Linked DNA regions of Homo sapiens: region 1 is linked to region 2. The links are chromatin contacts, found by Hi-C or POLR2A ChIA-PET in ENCODE. All regions are on one chromosome and are shown on one strand. Each heading gives the region's core, a stretch centred on a gene start or an enhancer-like site at or near the end of the contact. The rest is flanking DNA. Distances are from core to core; before and after follow the strand shown.

What was found. Hi-C counts contacts between places; a loop is a spot of excess contacts on that map. ChIA-PET counts read pairs that join two places held with the same protein, here RNA polymerase II (POLR2A). Pooled maps may share reads with other maps.
Region 1: a map with no recorded cell type shows a loop between it and region 2 (6-fold over the local background). The contact joins the enhancer-like site here to the promoter of EXOC1 in region 2. A Hi-C loop is called at or near these places in 1 of 37 single-sample maps with no recorded cell type and 5 of 50 pooled maps. POLR2A ChIA-PET finds 5 or more read pairs at or near these places in 1 of 52 experiments (OCI-LY7).

What each region holds. Positions count from the first base shown.
Region 1 is chr4:56,181,055-56,185,953 of GRCh38, forward strand. The region is part of intron 2 of CRACD (capping protein inhibiting regulator of actin dynamics); the gene reads left to right. Among named protein-coding and RNA genes, the nearest start is that of CRACD, 130 kb to the left of the region's middle. Within about 2 kb of position 2,582, at least 2 of the 41 ENCODE cell types and tissues checked have a DNase peak (open chromatin) inside an H3K27ac peak, as active enhancers do; they include OCI-LY7, where a contact is called at or near this core.
Region 2 is chr4:55,851,943-55,856,836 of GRCh38, forward strand. It overlaps EXOC1 (exocyst complex component 1), which reads left to right and starts at 1,706. Exons shown (of 19, transcript NM_001024924.2): 1 at 1,706-2,011. RefSeq lists a silencer at 1,498-1,597.

The sequences.
Region 1 (4,899 bases), core at 1,332-3,831, 330 kb after region 2:
TTGTTCACATCAGTGCATGGAGCTTAATGTTGTAGCATGGATGGAGATGATAAATAATGCATATAATAAACACGTTACTAGGATATTAGAATCCACTGAGAACATGGAGAAAAGAAAAAGTAAAGTAGAGCAAGAGAAGTTGGTTAGTGGGGTGGGAGTGCAAATTGCAGAAGGGGCCTCATCGAGGAAAGGCAGGAAGTCAGGAGTTGGCCCTGGGCCTGTTCCAGGTAGAGGAAGCAGTGGGTGTAAAGGCCCTAAGGAGGGAATGCAGCTGGGGTGTTCCAGCCACAGCCAGGAGCCAGTCAGTGCTGGAGCAGAGTGAGTGGGAGGGTTGATCCACAGGAAATGATGACACTTCTTGGTTTAGATGCATAAGATAGGTTGCCTTATTTTCTTCTGCAGTTAAAGAACACGTACTCCCTCCACCCAGCACACACACAAAATACATACATTAGGCCTCTAGCACCATATTAATTTGCTAGGACTGCCATAAGAAATTAGGCAAACAGAGCTTAAAACAACAGAAGTGTATTGTTTCACAGGTCTGTAGGCTAGAAGTCCAAAATCAAGTTAGGGCCATGCTCCCTGTGAGACACATCAAAGGGAAACCTTCCTTGGCTCTTCCTGGCTTCTGGTGGTTGTTGGCAATCCTCGGCGTTCCTGGGCTGCAGCTGCATCCCTCCAGTCTCCGCCTCTGTCATCACCTGTCATTCTCACTGTGTGTCTGTGTCTGCACATGGCTGTCTTCCCTCTTCTTATAAGGACACCAGATATATTGGACTAAGGACCCACCCTACTTCAATGTGACCTCATCTTAAACTAATTACATCTGCAACAGCCCTACTTCCAAATAAGGTCAAATTCAGTGGTACTGCAGGGTCAGGACTTCAGCTTACTTTTTGGGGGATACAATTCAAACCATCACAGCTACCTTAAATAATAAGTAATAGATATTACTATTCCCATCTTACAAGTAGAGAAACAGGCTCAGAAAACTCAAATAACTTGCCCAAGATCAGAGTCAGTAATCAAAACAGCCAGGTGGGCTTGACACGATGGCTCACACCTGTAATCCCAGCACTTTGGGAGGCTGAGGCAGGCGAATCACTTGAGCCGAAGAGTTCGAAACCAGCCTGGGCAACGTGGCAAAATCCTGTCTCTATAAAAATCACAGAAAATTAGCTGTGTGCCTGTGATCCCAGCTACCCAAAAGGCTGAGGTGGGAGGATCACTGGAGCAGGGGAGGTTGAAGCTGCAGTGAGCTGAGATTTTACCACTGCACCCCAGCCTGGGTGACAGAGTGAGACCCAGTTTGTCTCAAAAACGAGCAAACAAAAAAAGCAGAACAACAACTCCAAAACACACAACAACAAAGAAACAAAAAAAAAAAACCAGCCAGGTCTAGGCCAGGCATGTCCTAGCTATCTGCAGTCCCAGCCACTCGGGAGGCTGAGGTGGGAGGATCGTCAGTGTGATTTCACCATGCTGCTTATGTGCTACTAGGGCCGTGATATCAGGCTGGAGCTGACAAGACACTGCCCTGACACAGGGTAGGAGTTGCACACATACGACGTTGCAGTCCCTGTCCAAATTGCTTAACTCCAAGAGAGCTCACAACTGATGTTCTACCTCAGCTTTCCTATCAGAAGCCATTCCTCCTTCTAGCATGACAGACTTAGGAAATAGATGCTTTTTTCCTCTTTTAGGAAGTTTTCCAGGGAAGTAATACTGTAATTTTAAAAACATATGTAGAACATTTTGTGATGGAATTAAATGATTTTTTCTCATACAACGTAGAAAAAAAAGATATGTGTGTGTGTGTGTGTGTGTGTGTGTGTGTGTGTGTGTATGGCTCCCTGATTCCGTTGGTTTCTTGCAATAGAATTAGGGGATTTTGGCTGGGTGCGGTGGCTCATGCCTGTAATCTCAGTACTTTGGGAGGCCAAGGAGGGTGGATCACCTGAGGTTGGGAGTTTGAGACCAGCCTGATGAACATGGAGAAACCCCGTCTCTACTAAAAATACAAAAATTAGCCGGGCATGGTGGCGCATGCCTGTAATCCCAGCTACTCCGGAGGCTGAGGCAGGAGAATTGCTTGAACCTGGGAAGCGGAGGTTGCGGTGAGCCAAGATTGCGCCGTTGCACTCCAGCCTGGGCTACAAGAGTGAAACTCCGTCTCAAAAAATAAAATAAAATAAAATAAAATAAAATAAAATAAAATAAAATAAAATAAAAAGAATTAGGGGATTTTGAAAGCCTTGAATATATTTTGGCTTTTCATTATGTTTAAAGATTCCCTCTAAACGTGCAGCCGTCTAGCCATTTGTGTTCCTTGGCCTGCAGCTGCATCACTGCAGTCAACTCTAGAACCTTATTTTAGGCATGGTCTTGAGGACTGCACGCGAGAAAAGGAAGGCTACACCAAAACAGAGCTGAGCACTTTTCCATGCCTGCACAGGCACGTGGTGTAGAGGGACATCCTGAGTTAGGCTGAAGGTAGAAGAAGCGACCACTGGCGGTCATGCTAGAGAAATGTCTAAATCCTGGTCAAGGAAAGCAAGTGCTCAAAGCTAAGTGTTGTGTTAAGTCTGGGAGGTGAGACAAAGCCATAGTAGGAAGACCATACCTGACCTCAAACCAGGAAGATTCACGAACTAGAGCATGAGGCAAGGTGCGTGGTTCGGAGGTTGGTTGGTGAGGGCTTCAGGGGCCTGTTTGTCTTTGGCTCTGACTGTGCCATGTGGAAGTGAAAGGGGAAGGTGTCATGTGAGCCTGGGCAGCCCGCATCTGCTTTTCCTCAGTTTGCATTCAACCATGTTTTTGTTTACATAGCCTTGTAGTTTCCTTTCAAGGTCCTTTTTTTAACCTCTGTTCTAAATGTGTTTTTATTCCCTCTAAGCTTTTGTGCTTCTCTTTGCGCTTAACAGCAAATTGCTTTGGATCTTCATCTTAGTATAAAGAAGGGGAAAAAAAGCTGCCTCTCATCTAAAGATCCTCCTGCTCTCTGTTAACATTTCTTTCTTTTTTTTCCCCCAAGACAGAGTCTTGATCTGTCGCCCAGGCTGGAGTGCAGTGGCGCGATCTCAGCTCACGGCAACCCCCGCCTCCCAGGTTCAAGTGATTCTCATGCCTCAGCCTCCCGAGTAGCTGGGACTACAGGCATGTGCCACCATGCCCAGTTAATTTTTGTACTTTTAGTAGAGATGGGGTTTCACCATGTTGGCCAGATTGGTCTCAAATTCCTGGCCTCAGGTGATCCACCCACCTCAGCCTCCCAAAGTGCTGGGTTTATAGGCGTGAGCCACCACGCCTGGCCAACATTTATTTTCTTTGTCCTGGAAGTGTGTGGAAATAGCAAGGTCATCATATTCTAGTGAATTAAAACGACACTTAGTCTTTGTCTGATGTTACTGCCACCAAATGCGACTCCCTGGGACATACCTCCATCACACAGGTCTGGCTAGGGTTCTAGAGTCTAGTTAACACAGGTCTCCTCGATTGCCTTTTGGTTATCTAGCTGGCACTTCGTAGCTGCAGATAAATAGTTGCTGCTCTTGCTACTCCTGCAGCTGTTGATTGTGAAGTTAGACTACATGGGCCAGGCAAATCTGGGGTCATTGGTTTGAATTACTTCTCTGCTACCAACATTCAGGTAAGTACTCGGCTTTTCACAGGAAAGCCCCAAAGATGACTGATACTAGAATTTAAAGACTTATTTAATCCCTCTTATCACTATGGAATGGAAACAAGATCCTCCTTTTTCCCCAGTAGTGGTAGATTGTTGAGCAATGAGAAATAATTAGTCCTTTAATTGTAACACTTTTAAAAATAATCAGGTGAAATTCACATAGCATGAAATTAAACATTTTAAAGTGAACAATTCAGTGGCATTTAGTTTATTTATTTTATTTTTATTTTTTGAGACGGAGTCTTGCTCAGTCGCCCAGGCTGGAGTGCAGTGGCGCGATCTCAGCTCACTGGAAGCTCCGCCTCCTGGGTTCACGCCATTCTCCTGCCTCAGCCTCCCGAGTAGCTGCGACCACAGGCGCCCACCACCACGCCCGGCTAATTTTTTTATATTTTTAGTAGAGACAGGGTTTCACTGTGTTAGCCAGGATGGTCTCGATCTCCTGACCTCGTGATCTGCCCACCTCGGCCTCCCAAAGTGCTGGGATTACAGGCGTGAGCCAGCGCACCCGGCCTTCAGTGGCATTTAGTATATTCAGACTGTTTTGCACCCGTCACCTCTGTCTCTTTCCAAAACATTTTCATCACCCCAAAATAAAACACTGTACCCATTAAGCAGTTACTCCCCATTTCCCCCTCCCCTCAGCCACTGGCAGCCACCAATCTTTCTGTCTCTATGAATTTACCGTTTCTAGATACTTTATATAAATCAAATTGTACAATCTGTGATGTTTTGTGACTGGTAAAATGCTTAATTGTTATTACCAATCATTTATTTTTTCAATCTTCTCCTGTCATTTTGCTGGGAGAGCTGGGGTGCTATGGGAATATTATCTTTCTAATTAGGACCTCCAAAAAGAAAACCCCTTCAGAACACCTGCTTCGCTTTAGTTGCTGGTGGACTTCTCTTCATGAGACAGATAGCAGTTTAGAATTTAGTTACTTAATCTGCAAGGATATGGAGAATTTGACTTCACCTTATTTCACTTCTACCATGGGGCTCAATCCCCTTGGGCACCCTGTCTCCCCACCCCTGACTTATGTCATTGTTCTAGTGGTCTGAACTTCAGTTTATCCCATCATCCAGATGAACCTGTAATTGATATTTTGGCATTGGGATAGCTGGAGATTATATTGCTAGCCTAGGCAACAAAGCAGTCTCTCCCAAGGGAGTTAAATGATACTAGCCGTTGAAGATGAAAATTTGAGGAA
Region 2 (4,894 bases), core at 456-2,955:
CTGCAAGATATGGACACCTTCTATGTCCTTCTGTGCAACTTAGGCCATGACTTCAAATCCCTTCAGCCTATTATTCTAACCACTGCTGCAGCAACCTGCTCGGAGCAGGTTTGATGACCTTTGAACAAGTGCGAAATACCAGCACCTCTCCTCTCACTTCCTGCCCCAGCATGTCTCTGATGTGGGAGTCAGCTTGGCATTCACAACTGTGCGATTTGTAAGTGTGAAGTAGTTAATGCCCAAGGGCATTAACCTTCGATCAAAGAGGACAGGAGCCGACATACAAATGCTTCCTCCGTTCTTTCCTTTAATGGACAGTTCTGAGACTCATTTCATAAAGCTTCTTAGAAGGTCCTAAGGGACTAAGAAAACATTCAAATATGGTGATGACCAACTCAGTAACACATTCTTATACTGCATCTCCCTTTTTGTTTTGTCTTCTTCCTCTTCCCTCATTTTGCTCCCTGGGATCAAATTTCCAAATAAACTATTGCATATAAGTGTCACTTTGCAGGGAATCCAAGAGGAGAGAGGATAATTTAATTTTTGGACACACAAGTTTGAGGTGTCTATAAGACATCCAAGTGGAAATGTCAGGCGATGGGCAGTATATACACAAATCTTGAGGTTCAAGAAAGAGATCTAGGCTTCTGAAATGCAATTCATTTCCCAACTTTGAGGAGGGCTATAAACATACAGGTAAATAAAAGAAAGATAATAGGACCAAAAAACACATGCAATTGTCATAGAGTGTCCACAGTAAGCATTCCGGTGCCAAGCAGGAAAGGGTCTTTGTAAAGATATAACCAGATCCTGCTCTTAAAAGGGAAGTCATTTGATGAAAGTGAAAAGTATTCTAACTACTGTTTGCTCATTTAAATTTCTAGCACATTTATCTGATCTGTACCTCTCTTTGGTCACTTATTTTGTGTCCTATTTTATATATATTTGTACCTACACCTTGTCTAGTCCTACCACACTGTGAACTCCTTTAGGTTAAGATTCATGCCTGAATCACCTCTGTACCTGGAATCAAAGTGCCTAGCATTAAAAAAAAAAGGTGCCAGGAATATTGAATAAATAAAACACCTACCTGCAACCAGCAACATTGGCATCATTTATGCATCCCAAACTTAAATATGCATAAGCATCATCTTGCTAAGATGCAGATTCTGATTCAGTAGATCTGAAGTGAGCCAGAGAGGCTGCATTTCCTAAAAAGCCCCCAGATGATACCCAAGCAGCTGATCCACGGACCACACTTTGAGTATCAAGGTCATGAGGACAATGGTTCTTGACCTTAGCTGCATATGAGAATCATCTGGGAAGATATTAAAAGTACTGATGTCTGGGTCCCACCCGCAGGGATTCTGATTTAACTCATTTAAGCTCTCCAAAGTTTAAGTAGCAAAGATCTAGAGTTAATAGAGCTTTACGTATGAAAAAAGAAAACATTTAATCGAATTTCTTCTTAAATGAATTGCTGCAAATATCTGAATAAATAACTCTTAATCCCCAACTCCCAAGTCAGTTTCTGTGCCACAAAGGCCCCGCCCCTGCCCTTCCCTGACACGCCCCTCCAATGAGGCCTTGTTCCGCCTGGCCACGCCCGTCGGTTGGCGCCCCGCCCCTCCGCGTCTATTGGCCGCTCCCTTTTTCTCCCATCGCTGCTTCTTCCTTCTCTACGCGGTCAACTTCCGGCGCGGAGTTTGTCACGTGCCCGGATATAGGAAGTGTTGGGGGAACGGCCGCTTCCCGTTCAACGCTTTATTGAGGGGCGTATCCTAGTGGCCCCCATCCGGTCTCCGTTTTGGAAGACCCGCCTCGGCACAGCCAGGCTCAGTCCGGCCTTGCGGTAAGCCTTCGGCCGCGGCTGCCCGGTAGTCCCGGCGGCGGCGGACAGACGAGCTGACAGGCACCAGGGTCTAAGGCGGCTCCTCAGTCCGGCTGCTGTCTCCACGCCTGGGGTCGGGCACCGCTCCTTCTGACCTTCCTTTCCCCGTTTGTCCCGGTAAGACGAAGTTTGGTCAGAGCATTCTCCAGTCCCTTGTCCTCGGGTCTAGGAGAATGCGGAGCTGGGAGGGCAGTCCTCACGGGCCCCATTACGGTTCCGCCCATCGGAACCAGATTTTGTTTGTGCAAAATGACCCTGATCGTAAGCTCTTTGGCGTGGTCCAGGAGAGGAGAGCGTGACTGTGCCTTCCTCTTTGTCCAAATTCACATCCCGGCCCCCCAACCCCAACTCCCCCCCACCCCCCGCCAAATCTCTTAAGTGTATTTCTCTATTTCCTTGCACAGTTATATCTTCTAGATGGCAATGCTTCATGCATTAATATATCTCAGCAGCATACAGGGCCCAATGCACACGGGCACTCACACTGACAGGCTATTTGTCACACAGTGTGGTGGTCCAACTGAGCTGAAGGAAACAACCAGTACAGAGTAAGCAGTGGATGGCTGCCTTTGGAACGTGGTCAGATATGGGTTCTCAGACCTGGAGAATAATTTTAGAGGACCTCTAGGGATTTATTTACTGACTTTCAGAAAAGTACCGTAAAGACTGAAGAGTTAATCACTCGACTCTTAGGATGTAAATGCCATAGAAACACCCGGCTTCAGGTCTTCATAAACATATCTGTCATGTTGACTACTGTAACCTAGAATAGTGTCTGCCACCTAATAAGCATGAGTATTTGCTGAATGAATGAAGAGTCACATACTGCTTTTCATTATGGCTAACTCCTTTATGAGGTATGCCCAATCCTGTCTTGTTTTGCCTCTTACTGTACACTCAGTTGCTTTTAGCCAGAGAAGGAGTATGTGGTAAACGTTGGTCCCTATTATTCATTTGACCAGTTTTTACTATTCAGTTCTAATTACCTTAATAGATATTTAAGTATCCACTAAACACAAAACTATGATGAACATCCCTCCCTTCTTTAAGAGAATTCTTGAGATAGAGAAGCTTATGATTTAATGAGCCCATTAGACGGCAAATGCAGTAAGTGCTGTAGAAATTTAGAGGAGAGATCACTTTGGATTAAGATCTTCATTGAATCAACTTCATGTAAACCATGAAGTGTAATTAGGGTTTGGATAGGGCGGAGATGATATTCCTTACATGGAAAGTACCAAAGTGAAGATTTGATGTCCAAAATGAACAGAGTGTTTGGAGTGGAATGTTTTTGAGAACATTAGGAAAACGTTGAGTAAAAGCGTGATGTGATACAAACTGTCTTTTAAAATTATCTTGTTGTTCAGGGTTGTGGGACCTTGCAAAGAGAACCAGATTTTGTAGGGTTAAGTAAAGTTGATATGAACCTGGGTCAGTATATTTGCAGTGCGAAAAGAAAGGAATAAATTACATGTAGATGGGGGGAAATCGCAGAATGTGGTAGCAGATTTCATGTTGATAAGGGAATAGGGAAGCAAATATGGTAGATTTTGAACCTGGACATTTGCTTATAGATGTGAAAGTTAGGAAAGGGGAATCTTGGAGGAGCTATAGCTGTCATGTTAGTGAATTTAAGCATTTGTTAAATGCCTAGTTTGTCAAGTTCTAGGAATACAAAGATGATTAAGACATGGTCCTACTTTTAATAGGGGATAAAATACAGCTAGCTAGAAAATACAATTCATAAATGCCGTATTTATGAAGTAGAGGGGAAGTGTTAGAGAGGTAGAAATTACTCTTTGCGTGGGGCGGCTGCAGGGAGGGGGCTACTTTACAGAAAAGATGACATTTTAGCACAATCTTGAGGGATGAATTGTAATTTCCTAGGGAGAAGAGAATTCTAGGAAAAGAAGGTTGCATGAACAAAAGCCCAGAGATAGAAAAGTAAACTGGCCAGTGCCATTGTGGCTTGGGCTTAGGAAGAAATATAACATAGTGTCTGGGCCCTACAACATATTAAGGGATTAGCAGCATGGACACTCTATAATAAGCCAAAAGGAGGAGAGGTTGGGTGAAGGTGTGGAGAGACGGAGAAGCAAGCAATTGGGGATAATTGTATTTCATGGCTTTTATATCCTCTGCAAGGTAGATTGTTAAGTCATTTGCAGAGCGGGAGGAGGCTAACTGCTAGACCTGGAAACTGAAGGAGAGTAATAAGGATTTACAACAATAGTCATGGGGAACGGAAAAAGGAATCATCAAATGAGGGATTAATTGCCGAGCAGCATTGAAAGTCTAACTTTCACTGGATGTAGATATTTGTAATGCACGCAATGAGCGTGGATATGTGGCTTTTGAAAGTGGCATTTGGTAGTCCAAGAGAAGTGAAGAAAATAATACAGTTTATGGAGATTGATAAAAACAAGATCAGCTGGTCTACAAACAGGGTGAAATAATTGTAGGGGATAGTTTAGGTATAGGGAAATGAGCACTGTCTCCAGGCTAGGTTGGAAAAGAAGTAAACTTGGAGAGGCCAGATTAAGAGAACAGAAAGAAGGGCAATGTCAGAAGACTAGAGGCTGAGATGAAGTGGAAGTGGGAAGATGTGAATTTTATGAGAAAAGCAATTTTTGGAATTGGAGCAGAGATAGAAGTTTTACAGATTGAGTAAAATATTGGAAAGACTTGTTTTACAAAATAGTCATTGTGCTATAAAAATACGTTGTAAATCATTTATTTAAAAATCATGATTTCTTCATTTTCCCATAGAAAGAAATAGTGTTTTAGAAGTTAGTGTCCTAGGCAAGCTCACATGTATGAAATACTACACATTTGCATTGAAAAATTGTAATACATATCCACACAAATATGTATATGAAAAATAAAATAGAGATTTAAAATTATTTTAAGTTGATGTTTGAAAAGATGCTGAGTTAGATAAGAAAAAGGAGATAAGTGGAAACCTATTTTTATAACAGTTTTATTGAGATTATGTATCAT